2 separate regions of the Mus musculus genome follow, and region 2 is linked to region 1. The links are chromatin loops, found by intact Hi-C in ENCODE. Cell type or tissue: gastrocnemius. All regions are shown on one strand. Each heading gives the region's core, and the rest is flanking DNA. Links, peaks and the distances in the headings are about the cores only. Region 1 holds the start of Calm1 (calmodulin 1). Region 2 overlaps Ttc7b (tetratricopeptide repeat domain 7B).

Region 1 (12,804 bases), core at 2,052-10,051:
TAACACCCTGAAAAATGTATAAGGCCCTTGTTTTTTAAATGCAACACACTTCTAAGGGGGGCTTTTTAAGTAGACCAGTGCCTTGGAAGGGACCAGTACCAGCAGGTCTACGTTTTGGTTACAGGTTTGTAATTAGACAGGAAATTCATTCTGGGATATTGTTTCGTTTCTTTGCTCTCAAGCTACAGTGTTATGCACTAACTGTACTTAACGGGGAGAAAAGGCAGTTAAATAATAATAATAAAGAAGTATAGCGGCTAAAGATAAGTATAACCATAAATTACAAACTGAATCAAAGGTAGTGTCTTTGTCTGGCCTGCTTTTGCCATACACAGTGAGTATAGGAATACAGACACACTAAATCATGTCTCCCGCACAGATGGCCTCATGTAGTTACAACAGGTCAGCAGCAGCACAGCCAAGACATCCTAACTGTACGCTGGAGACGCCTTCTCTCACCAGGGCTCTAGTCTGAACATCACCTGACTGTGATCTGCGCATGTGCACACAACACAGAAAATAACAAGACTTACGTGGTCATAGACGGCAAAGAACTCCGAGTCTGTCTGGTTTCAGGAGTTGTGGCTAGAGAACCTGGTGGGAAATCCAGCTTGCACTGGATGTTGCGTGTCTCTGTGTATGCTGACCTCCCCTCCAGCGGCCTTGGCCTTGTCCCCCTTCCAATCTCAGCTTTACAAAGCATTTAACACCACTTTTAAGTTAATGGTCTTTTTATTGGAAAAAAAAAAATAAAAGACTAGCATTTACAACTTGGAATGGACGTAAATTATCATTTCCTGAACAGCAATGTTGATGGTGTGCTCAAGTCCACAGACACAGCCTACTCTGCTGGCTCCGAGTCATGGTTCACTAGGTTTTAAAACACAGTCCAAAAATGCTCCCTTAGGAAACATTTCTTAATAAAATGTGTGGGATTTGGTGACAGCCTTGTTGTTCAGTCACTCCAATGCAATGCGCACAGCAATGAACCATCACACTCGGGCTCGCCACCAGGGTGTCACTGTCACCATGGGACTGGGGCACTTGATGAGGACTGTCCTACTTCTGGGGCTGTGTCTCAGAGTTTAGCCTTCCCCCATTCTCTGCACATCAATCATCCTGAGGTAAACCAATTTTAAATGTTTGCTTGCAGTAAACTGGCTGCTGACAATTTATCTGAACAGATTGAACTAGAAGCCATCTGAGATTTTGAATTTGTTTTTTCCATTTTTCAGTTTTAATACAAATGCCTGACTGTGCTCAATCATCAAGCTGCATGCATGAGAAACTGGCCAGCCCAAACAGTGTATTAATCATTAGCAAATGGAACTTTAAGGAGTCCACTAAGTGCTTCCTTATAAGGTAGTACGAGTATTTATACTGTAAAACTGATGTAGGGGCTTGACTTTAGGGGCAGGACCACCGACCAATACATGCAGACTTTGTGTGTGGACAGAGGGGCTTCTGACATTCAGCTTCGCTAGATACAAACAGAATGAAGAAATGAACTTTTTCTTTTTTTTTCTTTTTTTTGTAAGAGGTAAGTAAAAGATTTCAATTTGATTCTTCTAGAGGGGGAAAAGTAGTTGAAAGTAGGTCTTCATTTTGCAGTCATCATCTGTACGAATTCTGAAAAGACAAATAATCATAACATTTCAGTATCTTCAAAAGCAGCTGTGGCCAACACATCTACTGTGTACAGCACAACTGGTGACCATCCACAGCAGGCGCTGACCTGATGTAACAGACCTCAGGGCTACTGAAAACCAGGCTGAAGACTACACTTAGCCTTTACCTTCATAGTTGACTTGTCCGTCGCCATCAATATCTGCTTCTCTGATCATTTCATCTACTTCTTCATCTGTTAGCTTTTCTCCTAAGTTTGTCATGACGTGGCGCAGTTCTGCCGCACTGATGTAACCATTCCCATCCTGTGAACAAGCAATGACGTTACAAGGCACTGGGGGATGGCGGTTTTAAGAGGACAATCTCTCTGAATGAACTTACTCTTCTTCCTCCCAGAGTAATGCCAACTCTGTACCCCAACCCTCCCCCATCCCCAGACCCCACCAGTTATCAAATACAGAACGCAGACGGTTTTTCAAAAGCAGACAGACACCAAACAGAACAAAGATGGGGACAGTCAATTCAGTGTTTCTCTCTGCTGGACCTCACCTCAGCCAGGCCAATACTGCCCCTTACAGGAGTCAGACACTCAGGCCAACTCTAACCAGCCAACAGGTGCAACTTTCAGCCGTGCCAGCACAGGGCACCATGTGCACCTCTCCAAGGCCAGTGTGCAAGATTACCTTGTCAAACACTCGGAAGGCCTCGCGGATCTCTTCTTCGCTATCTGTGTCTTTCATTTTTCTAGCCATCATAGTCAAGAACTCTGGGAAGTCAATGGTGCCATTGCCTTTAATGAGAAGAGAAACAGTCACGCAGGGTAAGGACCACCTGACTCTCCTGTGTAGCCATAATCTTAGAGCCACGGTATGGGATGTCCCCGCATCTGCTAGGACTCAAGTGCCAACCAGAATGATAAACTACTGCTCTTCTTAGGTTAACCCTCTTTAGCCAAAATGCTCCAACATCTCCCAGAGCAACAACATCACGTGACTCCACTGCTAGGCGGTGCCCAGAGCACCTACAGGTGCACAGGAAGCTGCACCTGAACTCTCAACTATGAAAACAGATGAGGCAGGGCAAAGAAAAAGGAAGCGTGCAACTGCCTGTCCAGGGAGACGCCTCGGGCCTGACTAATAATGCCCTAGTGATGTACAAAATGTTTTAGGGGAAAAAGATGAGAGAAGAAAACACCTCGCTACCCCCTGGCCAGTCTCCCTAGTCCTCTCCAGGTGCACTTCCAGCCCTAGTCCTTTCTAGCCATGTCCCTACCCAACATGGCCTTTTTTGGTACTGAGGATTGAACCCAGGGCTCTTATACGCTAAGCACTCACTCACCCTTGCTCCTAAACCCCCAATGAAGGGGGAAAAAAAGCTCAGAAACCATTTTCAGTTTAGGATCATTCATGTTCAAGAAACTGTCAGAGGAATCCACTCAAAAGCCAATATTCTCAGTGACTCCTCTAAGCTAAGGGATAAATACTCCCAAAGACAAATCCCACATTAACACTAGCTTCAAATCAAAAATAAAATTAGGAAAAAAACAAAAACCAGTAGTTATTTACAATTCATTTTCACCAGAACATTTAAAACAAGTAACTGCCAAGGCTACTGTGTATGGATGGCTTCATGCCCTCGGTTCAATCCCCACAGTGACATACCAATATACGTGAACACACCATCAAAGATTCTCTATTCATGTAAGACAAAAACAAACAACTAAGTGTTATCTATAAGCATGAGAAGATAGCTTTTGGTATCAAAACAAGGCTTTATTCAACCTCTCCAACTGTTCCATATGATATGATAGTCAAATGCACGCTCCCTACTGAGCCTGGCCTCCCAGGATTTACATACAACAGGAAAGGCCCAGCCCATGCTGCGTACAGAGGATCAACTCTGTCACCAGAAGCAGCACCGAGGAGGAGCAGAACCTTTACAAGTCTTTCAATGTGCACACAAAACCCAAGTCCATCACGACACTTAATGGCGCCATATTTTCCCAAATGGCTCCTCTCACAGCAACTGTCTAGAAAGCACACCTTAGGTTCATATTGTACCTTCTTAGCTCCTTTAAAACTTATCATTCCTACATATATGTGACTTTTCAATTAGGGGAGAGGGTGCCTCCAAACCAGTTCACTGACAAATAGGAGCAGTAAGTTTGTAATCTAGAGGAGGAACAGTCAATGTCATGGGGAAGCTGCTGGCTTTGCTGGCCCGAGCCTTGCACAGCTTCCCTTCTAAGATTCCACAGATTCCTTATAGTCTTCAGACTCTACTAAAGTTGAGGGGTGCTCCCTCCACCCAGTGCCCTCGGGCTCTTCCTCCTTTGAGAAACAACAGCTCCTTTAAGAAGCAGGTTCTCCAGCAAGTTGTTTTTACTTCCCACACAGGATTTGGTGCAGCCTCAGCAGGCAGCTGATAAAAGACTGGGCTGTAGCTCTCAGTAAGCAGAAAAGAACAATAGTGAACCAATCCAGGAAATGCTCTAGACTACGGCAGCCAGCAGAGCGACCTGACAGGCAGGCCTACAGTCTTCTATTCTAATGTCAGGAGGCTGAGGCAACCAGAGAAAGTGACTCTGCACACAGCTTTGCTCTAGGGACCTTATTCATTCTGTAATGAGTCTGAACTTGAACTACACAATATCCCTGGTGCTCACTCAGTTCTAAAGCCCTTACCATCAGCATCCACTTCGTTGATCATATCCTGCAGCTCGGCTTCTGTTGGGTTCTGACCCAGTGACCGCATGACGGTCCCCAGTTCCTTGGTTGTGATGGTGCCGTCACCATCTTTATCGAATAGGGAGAAAGCTTCCTTGAATTCTGAAAAGAGAAGTTGACTCTTTAGAATCAACACTGTTGTGACACACACTTCACTGGGGCTTGCCACAACAAGCTGTCTGAGTTGCCAGAACCCATCTGGCCTCAACCTACTGAAATAATGATCACAATAGACCTGTTGGTCTGGCTAACACATAGTAGCCCAGAAAACAAACACTAGTGACCAGGCTCAATAAAGTCACAATATCCTACTTTTTAAGAAAACTAGCTTGAACATACTTAAATTGGTCACTAAGTGTAATCTGAGACTGCCGATTTACCAGGTACAATAAAGTCCCTTCAAGAGAGTCCTTTCATGCTGCACTTTTATAGCCACAGTGAGCTTGTTTCATAGCAACATGGTTACTAGAAACATGCATTCCCAGGCAGTCACCACACTCTTTCTCTGTCACACTCAGGACATTTTTTCAGAAGTCCTAAACAGAAACTTTTTTATTAATTTATGTATAGTACTTGCCTGCATCCCCTGTATATGTGTCTTTATGTATACCACATTCGCTCCTGCTGTCTGCAGAGGGTAGGGCAGCATTGGACCCCTTGGAACTAGTTATAAGCCACTGCAAATTTCCATATGGGTCTTGGGACCCTAACCTGAGTCCTCTGCAAAGAGCAGCGAATGTCCTTGCCCAGTGAGCAATACATTAAGGTGAGTTGCTGGGCATGGTGGCACTCTGGAGGCAAACTACAGATCTTCTAAGTTCAAATCTAGCCTGGTCTACATAGCAAGTTCCAGAATAACCGGCACTACAGTATGAGACATCCATCTCAAAACAAAACCCAATTTGATGTCTCACTTTCCAATTATTACAACTCTAATGTTTACCTTTTCCATGTGTTTTAGGAGTTTTCCTGGTCGATTACTAAAAGATTTATGGCCTAAGAACTATGAAGTCTATTTCAGAGTAGCGGCTTCGGTGGATCTCATTCTACAGCACAGCTATGCACACCCGAGTGTGACAGGCATAGCAGAGTCCATTCCATGTCATCCCTAAAATACCTGACCTCACTGTTGCTGCTTAAGAATTCTTAGAAAACCACACAGATTGTAGATGGGAGGGACAAGAGAGGAGACACAAGGCCAAAGCAGAGCCTAGTCCCAGTTTCCTGGGGACTCTCCAGAGTCTTCAACTTACCAGCAATCTGCTCTTCAGTCAGCTGATCAGCCTACACAGAGAAAGAAAAGATCATAATTTAATCTAGACAAGTTTGGTTGATAATAACCTAGCTTTCCTAATTATACTTTAAAATTGTGGGGCTTTTCTTCCTAATCAGTATTTTAAAAGTGTGCTGAATTCATTAGTACTGGCATTTAGTCGCAGTTACTTCAATAAAGGAAAACTGTTCAAGCTAGCTTAACAATAAAGGGTGACAACGAAGTGACAGCCTCTGCTGGCTTCATTTCTTTGGCCTGCGGCTTGCTTGGCTTGCTTGGCCTGCGGCTTGCGCTAAGCACTGCAAAGAAACCAGTCAGTCGCATGTGGGAAATGGCGCCTCTAGTGGTTAAAGTACCCTCAGCAGCAGCTGCAGCAGCAGGCAGAGAAGGAAGAGCGCCACCTACTGCGCCATAAACACTGCGGTTGCTGATTTCATCCAAGAGACCCAGCCCAATGCCGCGGACAAGAAGGCAGCCAGGACCAGGATCCTGTCCAGGGGCAGGCTTTTTAGTGCACCTTGCGCATAGCTTTGGGCCCTCCAAAATCTCCACACTGGCGTTACATAATGGTATTGGGTTGGATTAACAGGCTTTTATACCCATTTTATGAGAAACAATTAAGTAGAAAAATATACAGTAATGGGTTACCAATCCAGGTTTCATTTCAGTATAATAAATGCTTTCCAATCATTTAAATTAGGCAGTTATTTGCTAAAAGCCTACCATTTACAATGGCTAATACCTTTCAGTCAAATTATCCTATGATTCTAAAGCTAGAGAAAGACTGAATCCTAGGACTGTTACAAAACTGCAAAAATGAAGCACACAGAAACCACCACAATTATGAGGCGATACGTTACCCCTTTCCTCGTGTACAGGAGTAACTATTATCATTTCCTGGTATTAATCCTGCCCACCTTAAGATTGACAGGGACTCTGCTTTAATGCCAATACTCGGTATTTCCATGTTCTAGGTACTAAATGGCCACAAAGGTGGTTTTCATTTGCATTAATATTTAGTTTTTGCACCTCTGAACCTGTGCCTCTAGCCAGGAGAATATATGCTTTAATAAAGCCAGTTACAAAATAAACCCCAAGAGAAATCCGATGGCACTGGAGCTCATTTCTTTTCCGTGGCAACTCAGTTAATTATCGATTTGGGAGAGAACGAACTTCTACTTTTTAAATTCTAAGTGGGTCTTCCCTTCTATCCATTACTGGAAGCTACTTTTAAGGCAAATGGAGACACGATTTATGTAATGCTCGCCATGTCAGTCTTGCACGACAGGAAGCACTGTCACACCTCGTAGGAGAAACCAGCTCACCAAGGAGAGGAGTTCCACCTCCTCGGGAAAATTCTCTGACTAGAGGCCTGTCAAGTGCATCTACCTTCGGGACAACGACTCCCCCACCTCAACCCCAAGTCATTCTGGCTTTGGGTCAAAGGCGTTCCAGAACCTGCCGAGAACGACCTAGCCACCTTGCCAGGGCTGAAGGTGCTGCTGGTGATGTCAGCTCTGCCTGGCGAGGGAGAAGGGGGCTACGGCACACGCACACGGCCAACCACATATTCGCATCTGGCAATCCAGAGGCGGCAGAGAAAGCGGAAACGTACAGATGGGCATCTCCCTGCCGCCCAGGGAGCAGCGAGAGACAAGGGGCATGCCGGGCGAGGGGCCGCACTAGGGTGAAGACCCAAAGGGGCCCCAGGACCGTGGTGCTGCCTATCTCCAGCACCTCCCACCGCTCCTGCTCCCCCAGGCACTGAGCCTGCCGCCGCCTCCTCCCCAGCAGAAACTTTGCGTCTCTAATGGAAACCGAGGAGCGCGCCAACTCTCTCCTCCCCCGCCCTGCCGCCCCAATTAGCGCGAGCCGAGCACCTCCCGCGGGAAGGGGCCTCCCCGCGGACACGAGCGATCGCGCCCGTCTCGCGCGGCACCGGGAGGGGGACCGAGGTCGCACGGCCCAGCCACGCGCGCGGCCACCCTGCGGGGCCCCGCCCGGGCGCAGGGCGGCCGCTTCCGCCCTCTCCGCCCCCCAGCCTTCGCCTTCCTGCCCCCAACCCCACCCTTCCCCGGCTCCTTCCTTCCCAGCTCACGCCCGCGCCGCGCCCCCCGGGAGGAAGGAGGGGACCGCAAGCGAGGGGGGACTCCCGACTGGGCTGGTCAGGGGGTCTGAAGGTGGCTGAGGACACCCCGAGGCCGCGGTCCAAGCCCTGTACGTCTCCCGGCTCGCCGCGACCCATTCATTCTCCGCGGTCGGGGACTGACTACCGGGACGTCGCGGCCTGCCCCGCCCGGCTCCCCCGCCCCGCTGGCCCCGGCCGAGGCGCTGCGCTGCAGGCAGCCCGGGTGCGGCGCGTTGGATGCAGTGGGTGCGGGGCTGGCGGAGGGGGTGGATGCGGAAGGCCCCGGTGCAGCTGTGGCAGCGGCTCCAGCCCGCGCACAGCCCACTGTAGAGTCCAGCCCCAGAGGCGCCCAAAACTCAGAGGAGGTTCTCTGGCAGCCAGAGCGGAGATGCAAACCCGAAAATACATCCCCTTTCACTGCAGCTGCTGCGTAACACCTGGCAAAATGGGGTAGGGGGTAACCTCAACCAGGAAAAGGGGGAGACCCCAAGACTCAACTACAAATCTGTTCAGAAAGCTCGGGCAGCTGCTACGTCTGCCACTGCCGATCCCAACCTACCATGGTGCGAGCGAAGGAAGGAAGAACGGAGCAGGCGAGGGTGGCTGCACCAGCGCAGGGGCTGTGACCGCCGAGGTGCCTCCGCTTCTGCTGCTGCTAACGCGCTACCTGCGTTGTGCGCTGAGCCTCAGCCGCCGCCCGACTTCGAGTAACGGCACCACGGACACGAGACTCCCAGCACCACTGCCGTAGCGCGAGCCTGTGTGCCGCGATATATATACGGTGCGCGGTATCCCTCCGCCGCGGCAGTACCGCCTCGCGCAGGGCGGCGCTGCGGCAGCCGGACCTCACCGCAAGGCTCCGCCCCCCAGGCGCGCCCGGCGCGGCGGGCCCATTACGCGGGCAGGGGTCACTGGGGAGTCGGAGACCTGAGCGAGGGTGCTGGTCTGTTGCTGCAAGAGTCCTCTAGAGCTGGAATGCCTGCGTAGCGAAATCTGGGGGGCCGTCCCGGGCTTCCAGGCGCGTGTCCGTCACTCAGCCCCACTTCACCTGTGTGTCCCCCCTCCCACCACTCCTGGTGGCTTCGAGGTTGCAGAGCCACCAATCCTGGGTCCCCCACAGGGGAGGACCTGGAGGAGATCTAGGGGCTGAGGACAGCCGCGGGGAGGCGGAATCCAACCTTAGCTGTAGAGGCGAGAGGACTGTGTTGAGGACACGGTGGTTGGCCTTGGGGAAGAAATTGGTCAGATAATGTTACTTTTCTCATTTTGGAGAACTGTCCGAGGCACAGTTAGAAGCTCAGTTGCTAGGTCTGTGTGGTGTTGACACGCTCAACCAGTCTAGTTTTCGTGTTTTTACATACCTACTAAAATTTTAAAGATGCTTGAAGAGTTGTCCCTTGCTAGGTTTGTTCCTTATTTCCTGTGGCAAATTCTATTAGGCCTGCTTCCAAAATTAACGTAGTGAGCGGCTTATGTCGCCCTCAGAGCCCACGCTTTTGAGTTTTTCCTAATTGTCCTGGTCCTGGAAATTCATAAATTGATATATACAAAGAAGGGGAAAGATACACAGGATCACTCTGATTACAGCTGGAACTTGTGCAGCCAATTGATTCTAGTAGGGTGCTCCACTATCTTAATTACAATCTTAATTATAGTCCTTAAATAATGTTTTAACCTTTAAATTTACTATTCTTTGTTCTTCTGTAAACTAGGGTGGGGGTGGGGACAGGGACGACCAAAAACTGTTTCAGGTCTTAGTTTGGAGCCTGGAACTTAAAAGAAGAAGAAGAAAATCTTAACAAAATGCTGCAGTTTCGTTTCTTGCCAAGACAAAGCGCAGAATTTGATCTTTTGTTTGCAAGGCCAGGACAAGCTGCAGGTTGTTTCTTCTTTCAGAAATTGTGGCAAAATGTGTGATTAGCATGCTCCTCTCTGGAAAGACTAGTTACCTTTCTTTTCTGGCTTTGTCAAAGTTTGCAGATAGGTGTTTTAAAAGATTCAAAAATGTCCCTGAACATTGCAAACGCCAGAGGACTTCTTAGGATCACCTCAGACAGTATGTCAGCAGCTGTGGGACTGCGCTTCAATTTGTTCTTCCTAGAATGCTACAGAAAGGGTTAACCTGCTGTTTAAGGAGAAGCTGTAGCAGGCAGCCCCCCCCCCCCAAGGGTACTGCTGGCCCTCTTGCAAATGGTTTAAAAACCATTCACAGTCAGACACATAATATCCCTATGTTCACAGAAAAGAGACTAATAAAAATTCAGTTTAAAGCATAGTCAATAATCCAATGAATTACAGGTCTACATAGCCAAGCTCATTATTATAACTAATGATTACTAAAGGAATTTGGATTTTTTTTTTTTGTCAGACTTCCTAAGGAAGTTAGCTAAGTGCATTTTAACATTTGGTATGCAGTGACAAGGGAGAAATGATGTCCTAAAAATGAAAATATGTTTAATTACTGGGGTCCTTTTGTTTCTGGTAGTCTTCCATCCCTTATAGTTATTTTGGTTACATAGCTACAATCTATGGTTTTGCAAAACCTGTCCAATACTTTCCTGTGTCATTTAACAAATTCACTGAATAAAGTGCTCTGAAACCTTTTCATGACTTTACTTGCTAAGTGCTATTCACCTTAGGATTATCTTAATCATCATAGAACAATTTTCTGTTTGTTTATATTTTACAAATGAGTGCTCTTTTGGAATTCTTTAACATATCAAAGCGCGTCTTAGCTTTCAAGTGTAGTGGGTTTGTAATGAGGTCATGCTTTGCACAGTTTTATGGCTAGTTTCACACACTGAAATATAAGAAGGTCAAGTGACTTGCCCAGGATCTTCCTGTGAGGCGGTGATTGGGCATAAACTAGAGCGTGAGCCTTTGCTCAGGGCTCTAATATTAGATTGTATATTAGTGAAATCAGTATCTGAAAATTTAAAGATACAATGTTAGAGACTTGACTACTTCATACGTCAGGTTTTCTGTCTGACAACATAGGTCCACTGAATGTTCGTGTCCCAGTGAATTAATGTCTTAATTTATGAAGAGGTCAGCGATTTTTAAAAGCCACATAAAAATGCCATAATATACTAAGAACCCAAAAGCCTATGGAACATTCTGTGATATTTAAAGAAAGTAGTTCTATGTGAAATTATTTAAATTAAATCATGCTAGATAGAAGAGAAGGAAGAAGAATGCAGCCCTGGGCCAGGAATCTCGACCACCCTGTGCCAAGCCTCAGGTCCTCTCAGTAACAATCCAGCTTTCACGCTGCTCAAACCAGTACCACGTGGGAGGCTCGTAAGCATTGCCAAGCTCAGCTGCCAGCTTGTGGCGCAGCCTTGGCCCCTCTGGACCACAGCTTCTGTGTGCTGACACGAAGGAATTACTTCCAGAAGGCTTTTACCTCAGCAAGCCGGGTGTCTTCTATAATCACAGCTGATTTTTCTGTCCTACATGAGCAGTACTCATTGTCCAAGTGAAGCAAAGACTTCACTTCCACAGACCCTTTTTTAAAGTTTTAGATTTATTTATTGTACTTTATATGCATATGTGTGTCCCAGGTCTGTTGGATTCCCTGTAATTGAGGTTATAGATGGGTGTGAGCCACCATGCGGGTTCCCAGAATCGAACCCAGGTTCCTCTACGAGAGCAAGTACTGCTGAGCCATCTCTCTAGCCCTTCCAAAGGGTCTTAATTCAAATATATCGCATGAACGACCCTGGTAACATCTCTGAGTGGCACAGTTCCCTCTGGACCTTTCCAGGCCAGGCCTCCATCATCTACATTTATTTCAGTCATCTTGTCTTCCAAGTTCTTAGAGAAAAGTCCACTAAATACTGAGGGCTTAACAGGTTTTCCAGCTTAAAGTTCCAAATGTTTCCATACCTTCCCCAAAGCCATATACAACACAACACAATGGAGTCAGCGATAGGGAGCCAGGACACAGAGAAATAACTGGCTCGTCTTGGACCTCATTATCTCTATGCTTTGACCAACTGAACTCTTAAGTCACAAGCAGCTGTTGGTTATAGAGACATAGGAACCCAGTGCATGCTTTGAGAGAGTAAAATGTCCAACGGGATAAGATCTTAGTTTTATGCTTTCAGTTAAAACAACTGAACGAAAAACGATGCCTATCCGTGAGCATGAGCCAAAGGGTGATGTCATAGTTAATTTCATCCTTCCACTTGATTCAAACTTAGAGTCACCTGGGAAGAGAGAACTTCAACTGAAGAACTGCCCAAATCAGACTGATATGTGGCCGTCTCTGTGAGGCATTTTCTTAATTTGTGGTTGATGCAGGAGGGTTTCAGCCTGCTATGGGTGGTGCCATCCCTAGGCAGGTGGGCCTGGGCCACCTAGGAACCTTAGCTAAGCACTAAGCTGGCTGGGGTGAGGAAGCACACTGGTAACCAGCGTGCATCCTTTGGCTTCTGCCTTGAGCTCCTGCCTAGGAGCTTCTCTGATGGACTATATAACCAGTAAGCTAAAGTAAACCCTTTCCTGCCCCAGTTTATTTTGGTTGTGGTATTTACTGCAGCAATAGAAAACAAACTAGAACAGATATTGGTAACTAAGTGAGGGATTTTGCTGTGAAGAATCTGTGTTAGCTTTGGGGAATGTATGAAAGCATCTGAAACTCAAACAGACTGAATTCAAGCTCCTTTGAAAAGAGGCATCTGACAGATTGTGTAATGTAGGGGTTTTTTGTTTTTGTTTTGTTTTGTTTAGCTTTTTTGAGAGTCTTGCTATGCAGTTCAGGCCAGCCTAGAATTCTCTATGAAACCCAGGCAGCTCTTGAACTTACTACTCTAGAGGCCTCTCCTTCTGGAATGCTGGGATTTTAGGGGCATGCTACCAAGACCAAACCTTTAAATCATATCATTTTGGAAATAATTAAGCAACTATTTTCCTTATCCAAAAGCCAAATGCAAAAATTACCTTGAATCAGTATTCAAAGTATAGTCAGTAACGTTACCACTTCTTCTAGATGTGTAGGGGAGGGGGGCTATTCATAACCCGGATTTATGACAACGGACTTTCAGTAA
Region 2 (8,000 bases), core at 1-8,000, 130 kb before region 1:
CCTAACAATGAAAACTGGCCCAGCCCTGCACTCTTATAGACTCAGGGTTGCAGGCCTGTGTGGGGAGACCCAAAGCCTGCTGGTTTCATTGTCTGTCTCTTCTTTTTGGAATTCCCTGCTTTGGGACTCCCACATGGCATCAACGGGTCAGCTTAGCCTTTCCTTACTTAAAGCAAAAGTCGCTTTAAGTCAGTGGAAAATAAACTGATTCCAGCCAGCCAGGTTGCAGTTGGGAGGTTACTAGAACCCTCTTTGCTATTGTAGCTTTAATTTTGAGTTTTCAACTGTTTTGTTGTTTGGTTTTAATTTTTGGTTTGATCTGTTGTCCCAAGGCAACTCTCCAGAAGCACACTTTCATGGTTTTCCCTCCCTCTTTTCAGTTAGTAAGTAGCCTTCAGATCTATTCGATCTATTCGCCCTCCGAGGTCTCTGGAGTCACGCCTCCTCCACTGTTGAATGTGTGCTGTGGTTTGGAGTGTTGGGAATGTTGGGATGATGTGATCCCCCCTCGCTGTCACCCGCCTGTCCACTCCGCCACCTGGGCACCGTGGCCTGAGACTCCAGGGTGCAAACAGCCGAGGCAGTGCTGCTCTGGGGACTACAGAGGAAGAGGCAGGGAGAGCAGCTTCCTTAGGGAGCACAGAGAGCAGACGGCTCCCTCCAACACAAGGGAGTGGTAGGAGTGGAGAGATGGCTCCCGTACTTCACAGGGCTTCCTGCTCTTCTGGCCTGGAACACCAGCTTCAGACGCTTTGATGCCCTCCTGTGACCTCAGCAGTCATGTAACATGTGGCATATATTCACACACACACACACACACACACACACACACACACACACATACACACACACACACAAGAGACAGAGAGAGAGACGGAGAGAAACAGAAACAGACAGACAGACAGACAGTAAGCCATGATAGGAAAGAGGTGCATTTTGATTACGTTAAAACATCACAAAAATTTTTTTCCACCAGGCCCATTTAACACCAAGTTCCTCTAAGAAAATGAAAAAAAAATTTTTTCCAACAAGTAGACTATATTAAAGCCTTTAACTATCTATTGCTTCGTTTGAAGCTTGTAACATTTATACAAAAGATTTAAATATTTTTCATAAAACAGGTCCAAGTCTCTGAGAAGGGCCAGTTCTGTCGACGGTCCCTCATCTGTAAAAGTATGGATGAAAAACTATAGCTGCATGCTCCTGTGTCGTTTGACGGGGCTTTGACCTGGGTTTAAGGCCCAGCCACATGCCGTCCTGAGATGTAGCCCTGGAAGCAGAGACTCTCAAGGAAGGGCCTCACCACACAGAAAGTCTCTTCAGACTTTCTATCTCTTCTGGATGGCTCCAGACTACAGGGTCCCTCCACACTGCCTCTAGACCCAAAGCCCAGAGGCCCTGTTCTCAGCTGCTCTAGCAGCTCTTACTGGGGAGAAAACGATGTAGGAAGTTTCATTTCCCTCTCCAAGTGTGCAATAAAGCCAACAAGGACGCCTGGGGCTCTTGGCTCCCACCTTCCAGTGGCGGTGAAGGCTGCCTCCCTGTTTAGGAGTAAATTCCCTGGGAGGAGAACACGCAGAGTAATGAGACAGCAGTCGACCAGACGGAGAAGAGCATCACGGAGAAGTGTGGTTCCACTTCGTCATGGCGAGTGATGGCTTTACATCCCCACACCTTAATGAGTAACACAGTCCGAAAGGAAATGCTCAAACTGCATATTTTACCCTCTGTTCCTCAACACTAGTTTTGAATATTTTTTTTCAATTTTTATTATTTTATTTACATTCCCCTATTTTTGAATTTACAGTGGGAAAAAAAAAGTCCTGATTGAGACAATCTTTTTCAAATATAACCTTTCTTTGCTATTTACATTTAGTCAATATTAATTTAATATAATTTTTCTTAATTACTTCTGGGGCACCTTTCTTTAAATGAGAATGAATGGAATTATAAGCAGTTGGCAAGTCAGTATAGATGTGGGTGTCCACAACAGGGAAGCACCAAGCTACCCTGTACCATGTACTGCATGGTACTACAGTCATGGGTAACCATGCCAGGCTTAGAGCAGCCTCTCCAGGCAGAGGGCTCTGAGTAGCTCCAAAGTGAACATGCAGTATGGTAGGTGAGCTGCTGAGGAAACTTCTGTCCACTGTAGTCCTCCAGAAGGTACTGCCTCCAACCCAGGACCACCAGTGTGGATCACCCTGACAGCTGGCTTCTCCTCGCATGCTCATGAATGGCTTCCCTTCATGCTTGTGTGTGACCACTTGGCCTACCAGCCTTGGCAGTACTGCTTCAGCCTCGCATGCCTCCTGGAGACAACATAGCCTCTCCTTGCTTCGTGGACTCCTGTCCCAAAGCTTTCCCCTGGAAAGATCTTCTCCTTCTCGGGAGAAGACATTTTGTCTGTTGTTAACTTATTGAAACTCTGTTAAAGTGGCTGGGGAACGGATTCATGTTGGAGCTGTGGCAGTGGGCATCTTAAAATATTCTTCCCTCAGGGTAAAATGGAAGTTCTACTGAGAGTGGTGGCCAGCGTTTATTAGAGAGTCCAGTGGGAGGCAGTATGGGCTGTGGGGATTAGTACAAGGCAGCAGTTGTCTGCTAAGCTGCTGTGGCCCTGGCTTTACTATCACAGTGATGGACATGCACAGAGGGAGGAGAAAGACAGTGATGCTCACAGATAAGGAAGGTGTATGATAACAGTAGAGAGCCACTGCCTCAGCAACAGGATGGCCTTGTAGGAAAGATAGGCAGATCAAGTCTAATCCCTTGGGGACATTGGGTCAGAACTAAAACGTTTAATATAAAGCAAACAGTATAGATAGCATACCTAATTTGGTGGCTGAAATACGAGTGGCCTCTCTCATCTCTTCTTCCTCCAAAACCTGAGAGCCGTTGCTGATCTCATCAGGACATGCTGGGATGGAGGAAGCAGGTATGGAAACAAGAAGGTCACAGCTGCCAGCAGGCTGCAGTGTTGGACAGATGGCATTTCTAAGCCTTGCTTAAGAGACAGTCTTTTCCTATTAACATGAGAATGTTTTAAGCAAGCTGACTGGCAGGATCCTTAATCATTCAGATTGCTGTTAAGAACTCAGGATCTTTAGGAGGGGAAATTACTGCTTTCTCTCCTTGCTCTCATTGGTTTGGGGGCACAGCTTCTAGGCGTGGACACTGAATGAAGTCTGATGTGGGATAACACTGAATTGTTAGGGGGCAGGGAAATGAGCTCCAAGCTCCATTAACGAGGGATTGCTACATGCCTGATGCCAGAGTGCCTTGGGTTCTTCTCAGAAAAGAGGTGAGGAAGGCAGCAGGTATGGGCTGCAGCAGCGGAGGTGGAGAGGATGTGGGTGAGGAATGGGGTGTGGCAGCCTCATGCTCCATCACTCTCTCATGTTCATCACATGAAGCAATCCAGTCAGTCCTCCAGGGCTGGGCTCCTGCCAAGTGTCTGTCCTGTGTATCTACTGCTGTCTCCCTTTTAGTAAAGGATGTTTATCACACATAGCGTGACAAGTGTCCATTGCTCCCAGCTCTGGGATAAGCACCAGTTCACCAGGTAGACAAGATCTCATTTGCTCCATGCTGAGAAGACAGAGGCATGAAAGGAATCCCAGGGGTCTTCCAACCACAGCTGCTTGTCCAGTCCCACCAGTTAAAAGGGGAGCCAGACTAGAATGTGTGCCCTTCATTCAGGGTCCCTATTTGTGAAAGAGCAGGGTGACCACACCTAACTAAGCCTCCTACTTTCACCTAACAGAACTGTTGCCTTTAGGGTCCCTTTGAATGATGAACTCTGGTGGCTAAGTAGAACTCATATATAGTCACGTTGAAATCTGTATGAAATCAACCACAGGCCTCTCTTTCCATACACATGAGCTTGGCCAAAGCTTCAGCTGAAAAGCAATTGGAGCCGACTGTTGCTAGTGTCCTACTTATGGCAGGGTTTCTGAGCAGCTCTGGATGTGAAAGGAAACCTCAGGAGGGCCCAGAGCCTAGATCTGCAGTCCCTGGGATCTGAGGCCTTGGTTCTCCACCCACAGAGAAAGGTCTTCCCACCCTTGTTCCTGGTATTCTCCACCCCAAGGCAGCCCAGCAGAACCTAGACAAAACTGGACTGGGATAAGAACAGTTCTTCAACATCCCTTCACCTTTTTATCAGGTGTCCCAGGCAGCACAGAGGGGAGGAGGAGGAGGGTGGGTAACAAAATCTGTGAGCCAAGGAAATGCAGGCTGCCCAGTTTCAGGGCATCTTAGCCCTTTGCCATTTGAGCACTTTGCTCACAAACCCTGGGCCAGCTTTTAGGGCACAGTCACCTGCCTCCGCCCACTCCAGCCAAGCTGATCCTGCGGTGGCTTGTCCCAGCCGTGCCATAAGGGAAAGGATGCTTGTCTCCTTGGCAGGGCCTGGCAGCTGCAGCACACGGCACTGTGCTCCCTGGGTCACAGCACTGATAAGCACTTCTCAAGTTAGTGTGATAAATAAGAGATGCAGAGCAGCCTGGGCATGGTGCCTGGCTCATCTGTTGAGCCTGATAATTTGGAAACATCCCTCCAGAGTCTTGGATTTCAAGCTGGAAATATGTCCTTTAGTCTTCCTTCGGGTTTCTTTTCCAAGACTCTGTCTCCACTATTCCCCTGGGTCATGCAAAATGTGCTTTTGCTGTGGTGAGGGGGAGGTGGGGGGGGAAGGAGTTCCTTAAAGACAGATGGAGAAGCAGCATTTCTACTGTGCCCACGTAAGTCACAACCACAGTATATATTCCTGCTTACCTTGTCAGTCCTATTCCACAGTAAAATAGCTGCTGTTCTGTTGTGCTGTTAGTGATGCCTCCGAACTCTAACCAGAGGAAGACTCACTTGCTATGTTACTGCAAAGAACAGTGGATGCTAACTCTGGCCATGGCTACCTGCTATTAGAACCCTCTGACTCCTCTACTATCTATCCCAGGTTCATCGCAGCAAGGCCCTTGTGATACATGTAACAAGGAATTGACCGAGAACAGGGAAGGGTTCCTGACCACCCTCCTCATCCTCTCTCTTTGGTGGTTTAATTGTATTAGAGAGAGAAAGTCAATAAATGACATCAGTGTTTAATTCTGTTCCTGAGATTTCCAGCAGTGTGACAGATACACTGAAAAAATCCTTGGAAGTCACGAAGGTCAGGGCCTTCCCCCATTACGAGACCAGAGAACACTGGCTGTATCTTCTGAGTGCCATAGTCTATGACCTCTGAACAGCATAAAAAGATGTCTGCTCACGACTCTTTTATTTACTCTACAAGCGTCTGCCCAGTGCCTTGAGTGACTTGACATTACTGAAATGACTTTGAAAAACCCTAAACAGAAGATACCTTGTCGTCTTTTAGAACCACGCAATCAAATATGGAAGGCGGGTGCATCTACTTTGCAGCCTGTAGACTGCATGGTGATAACGACACTCACGTGCAAGGACCCAAGGCCTCGTGTTCTGAAGGGACAGCAGGAGGCTCGCTGCAGCCTTCCTTCAGGAGGTGGCCTTTATGGCTGGGTGTTGAGGTTGGGGTTAGAACCAGACAGTGTTTGCATCCTGGTTTTACCGCCAACTGACTGTATGGCTTTGGGTGGTGACATGACCCCTCAAGTCTCAGTTCTGTCACATAAACAGAATAAAGTGGCATCCAAATGTAAGGTGGTCTCTAAACCCAATCCGTACCACCATCATCTCCATGTGCCAGGCCTTAGTCAGAGTGAAACGTATCATTATATTAAACATGAATTCATTCTGACATAGTATAGATATTGCAAAGAAAAATAATTTAGTCAGGAATTCAGTAAGGATCTTGTAGTTCCTTTGTTGAACAAAACAGCTAATCCCAAAAGCAACATTAGCTCCTCCAAAACCACAGGCCCTTTAGCAAGGGAATCTGTAGGTAGGTTGTGGAACAAAGTTTGCATAGCACTGCTATAAATGTAGTGCATTGTTTATTCTTAAATAATCAAATAAATGAACATATTAAACATGTTTTAGTTCCTAATGTGGCAATACCATTAGACAAGGCCCAATATATCTCTTTGGAGTCTTCATGATTTTCTAATATCCAAAACAGATCTGAGACCAAAAAGTCTGGAAACCTCTTCCAGAGACCTCAAAGCCAGTGAGGTCTGGCTCAAAAACCAAGGTGGACAGCTGTAGGAGTAACGGCCAAGGTTACCCCTGGCTCTGCTCACTCACACATGTGCATATGCACCAGCACACACATAACCGTGTACACACATACATACACACACACACACACATACACACACACACACACAGAAGGTTACAGTAAAATGCAAGCAAAAATACTCGTGATGGCTGAACCATTTTGCTATTTTTAAAAAATAATAACTCTAGACATACTTTGTCTAAAGCAGGGTAGACTCACAGCAAGGCTTCATAGGTTTCTCCTATGCAGAGTCACCATGTTGCCATCGCTTTCTTATTCTTGGGCAGCAGTTTTCTCTGGAGAATCCCAAGGCCCCTCCTGGGGCTGCTGCTTCTCTAGGGTCCTCCAAGGCCTGTCTGTTTGTGATTTATCCATGGAAGATAGACTGACTTTCCTTCTATAGATTTTGGGTTCTATCTATCAAGCCAATCAAAGAATCCATCTTCCCACCTTTTTGAAACATTTGCACAATACGAGTGGTCAGTTGTTATTCTAACAACCACTCTTGGTTTTAGTTTTGGTTTTTTGAGACAGTCTTACTGTGTAGCCCAGGCTAGACTTGAACTCACAGTCTTGCCCCAGCTTCCTGAATGCCGGGATTAAAGGCATAAAATACCATGTGCAGTTTGCCATGCATATTAATAGTAATAATAATAATAATAATAATAATAATAATAATAATAATAATGGTACATTCAAAGACCAACTGAGACTTCTTATGCTTACAATTTTGTTTTAGCATTATATAATTTATTTGCAAAATGAACATTTATACATTTATCTTTACATGTTGTTATTGTTGTAAATTTCATAAGTTGACAGTTGTTACCAGTAACTACATTGCAATGTTTGTCTCCATGATGAACTTCCTGATGAATGATAAGATAAAAATGTTGTAGGTAAGCCAGGCATGGTGGCATGTGCCTTTTGTCCCGGCATTCAAGAGGTAAAGGCAGACAGATCTCTATGAGTTCAAAGCCAGCCTGGTCTACAGAGTGAGTTCCAGGATGGCCAGGGTTACACAGAGAAACCTTGTCTGGAAAAACCAAAACAAAAAAAACCAAACCAAACCAAACAAACAAACAAAAAAAAAATGTAGGTAAATGTGTCTATGAGTAGTTCTAAATTGAAATAATAGCGAACCTTTCTCTCAGTTCTGAACCGTGCTGCTAAGAGCAAATGTTGGGAAGAAGTGGGGAGCAAGCTCTTGGTTAAGGATTCCATTCCAGTTTTGATTCATGCACCATACCTGTGCCTTTGCCTGGAACATGTGCCCAATGGCCTTTCAAGAGAACAGACTTTAGAAAACAGACAGGAGTATACTGGAAGCCCAAGCATCGCCCTTTACTCCAATGTTAGCCTGAAGAACAGGCAACTGCTGTATACAAAGAAGGCGTGTACGTTTTCTCCGGGGTTAAGTCAAGTCATAGGATTGATTCTCCATCCATGGTGTTGCCCATCTCTTGAAGGGAAGGATGTAGTAATTAGGAAGTTTCTGGGTTGTCCAGCCATCTGCAGACACTACCTTAGGAAGCAAGCATGGCCGTCCCCTGCTGTTGCCCATGCAGTTGCTGGGTTTTGTCCCTAAAGACGACAGGGTGCTTTGTAACATCCCTCTGTAGCCATCCCTGATGCTGTTTGTTAACCTTGAGTCCCTGCTGTGTCGAGCTGTGTTCCCTTCCTGCCCCAGCACTCACATCAAGAGGATTGAGCTCCAGGAGCATGCTTAGCATAGCATGTGCCCTTTGTGTTGACTAAAGGACCAGCTAGGCAGAGGTGAAACTCAAGTTCTAGGCTATCATGGCTG

What was found. Hi-C counts contacts between places; a loop is a spot of excess contacts. Peaks named below come from ENCODE experiments on the same cell type or tissue, not always from the same donor. Only the 100,000 strongest peaks of a DNase experiment are listed, where the experiment ranks them.
Region 2: it touches region 1 in a loop (4-fold over the local background); 21 of 42 quality-filtered maps call a loop at or near these places.

What each region holds. Positions count from the first base shown.
Region 1 is chr12:100,195,225-100,208,028 of GRCm38, reverse strand. It overlaps Calm1 (calmodulin 1), which reads right to left and starts at 8,594. Exons shown (of 6, transcript NM_009790.5): 1 at 8,313-8,594; 2 at 5,606-5,636; 3 at 4,311-4,454; 4 at 2,310-2,416; 5 at 1,796-1,931; 6 at 1-1,629. The coding sequence starts at 8,315. The coding sequence ends at 1,601. In gastrocnemius, for the core only: a CTCF peak has its summit at 8,767; DNase peaks (open chromatin) are centred at 7,504, 7,716, 7,945, 8,548 and 3 more places; H3K4me3 peaks cover 6,938 bases; H3K27ac peaks cover 6,869 bases.
Region 2 is chr12:100,332,880-100,340,879 of GRCm38, reverse strand. The region is part of intron 17 of Ttc7b (tetratricopeptide repeat domain 7B); the gene reads left to right. Among named protein-coding and RNA genes, the nearest start is that of Gm51958, 13 kb to the left of the region's middle. In gastrocnemius, for the core only: CTCF peaks have their summits at 2,529 and 2,998; DNase peaks (open chromatin) are centred at 2,576, 2,960, 3,435 and 4,390; H3K27ac peaks cover 1,622 bases.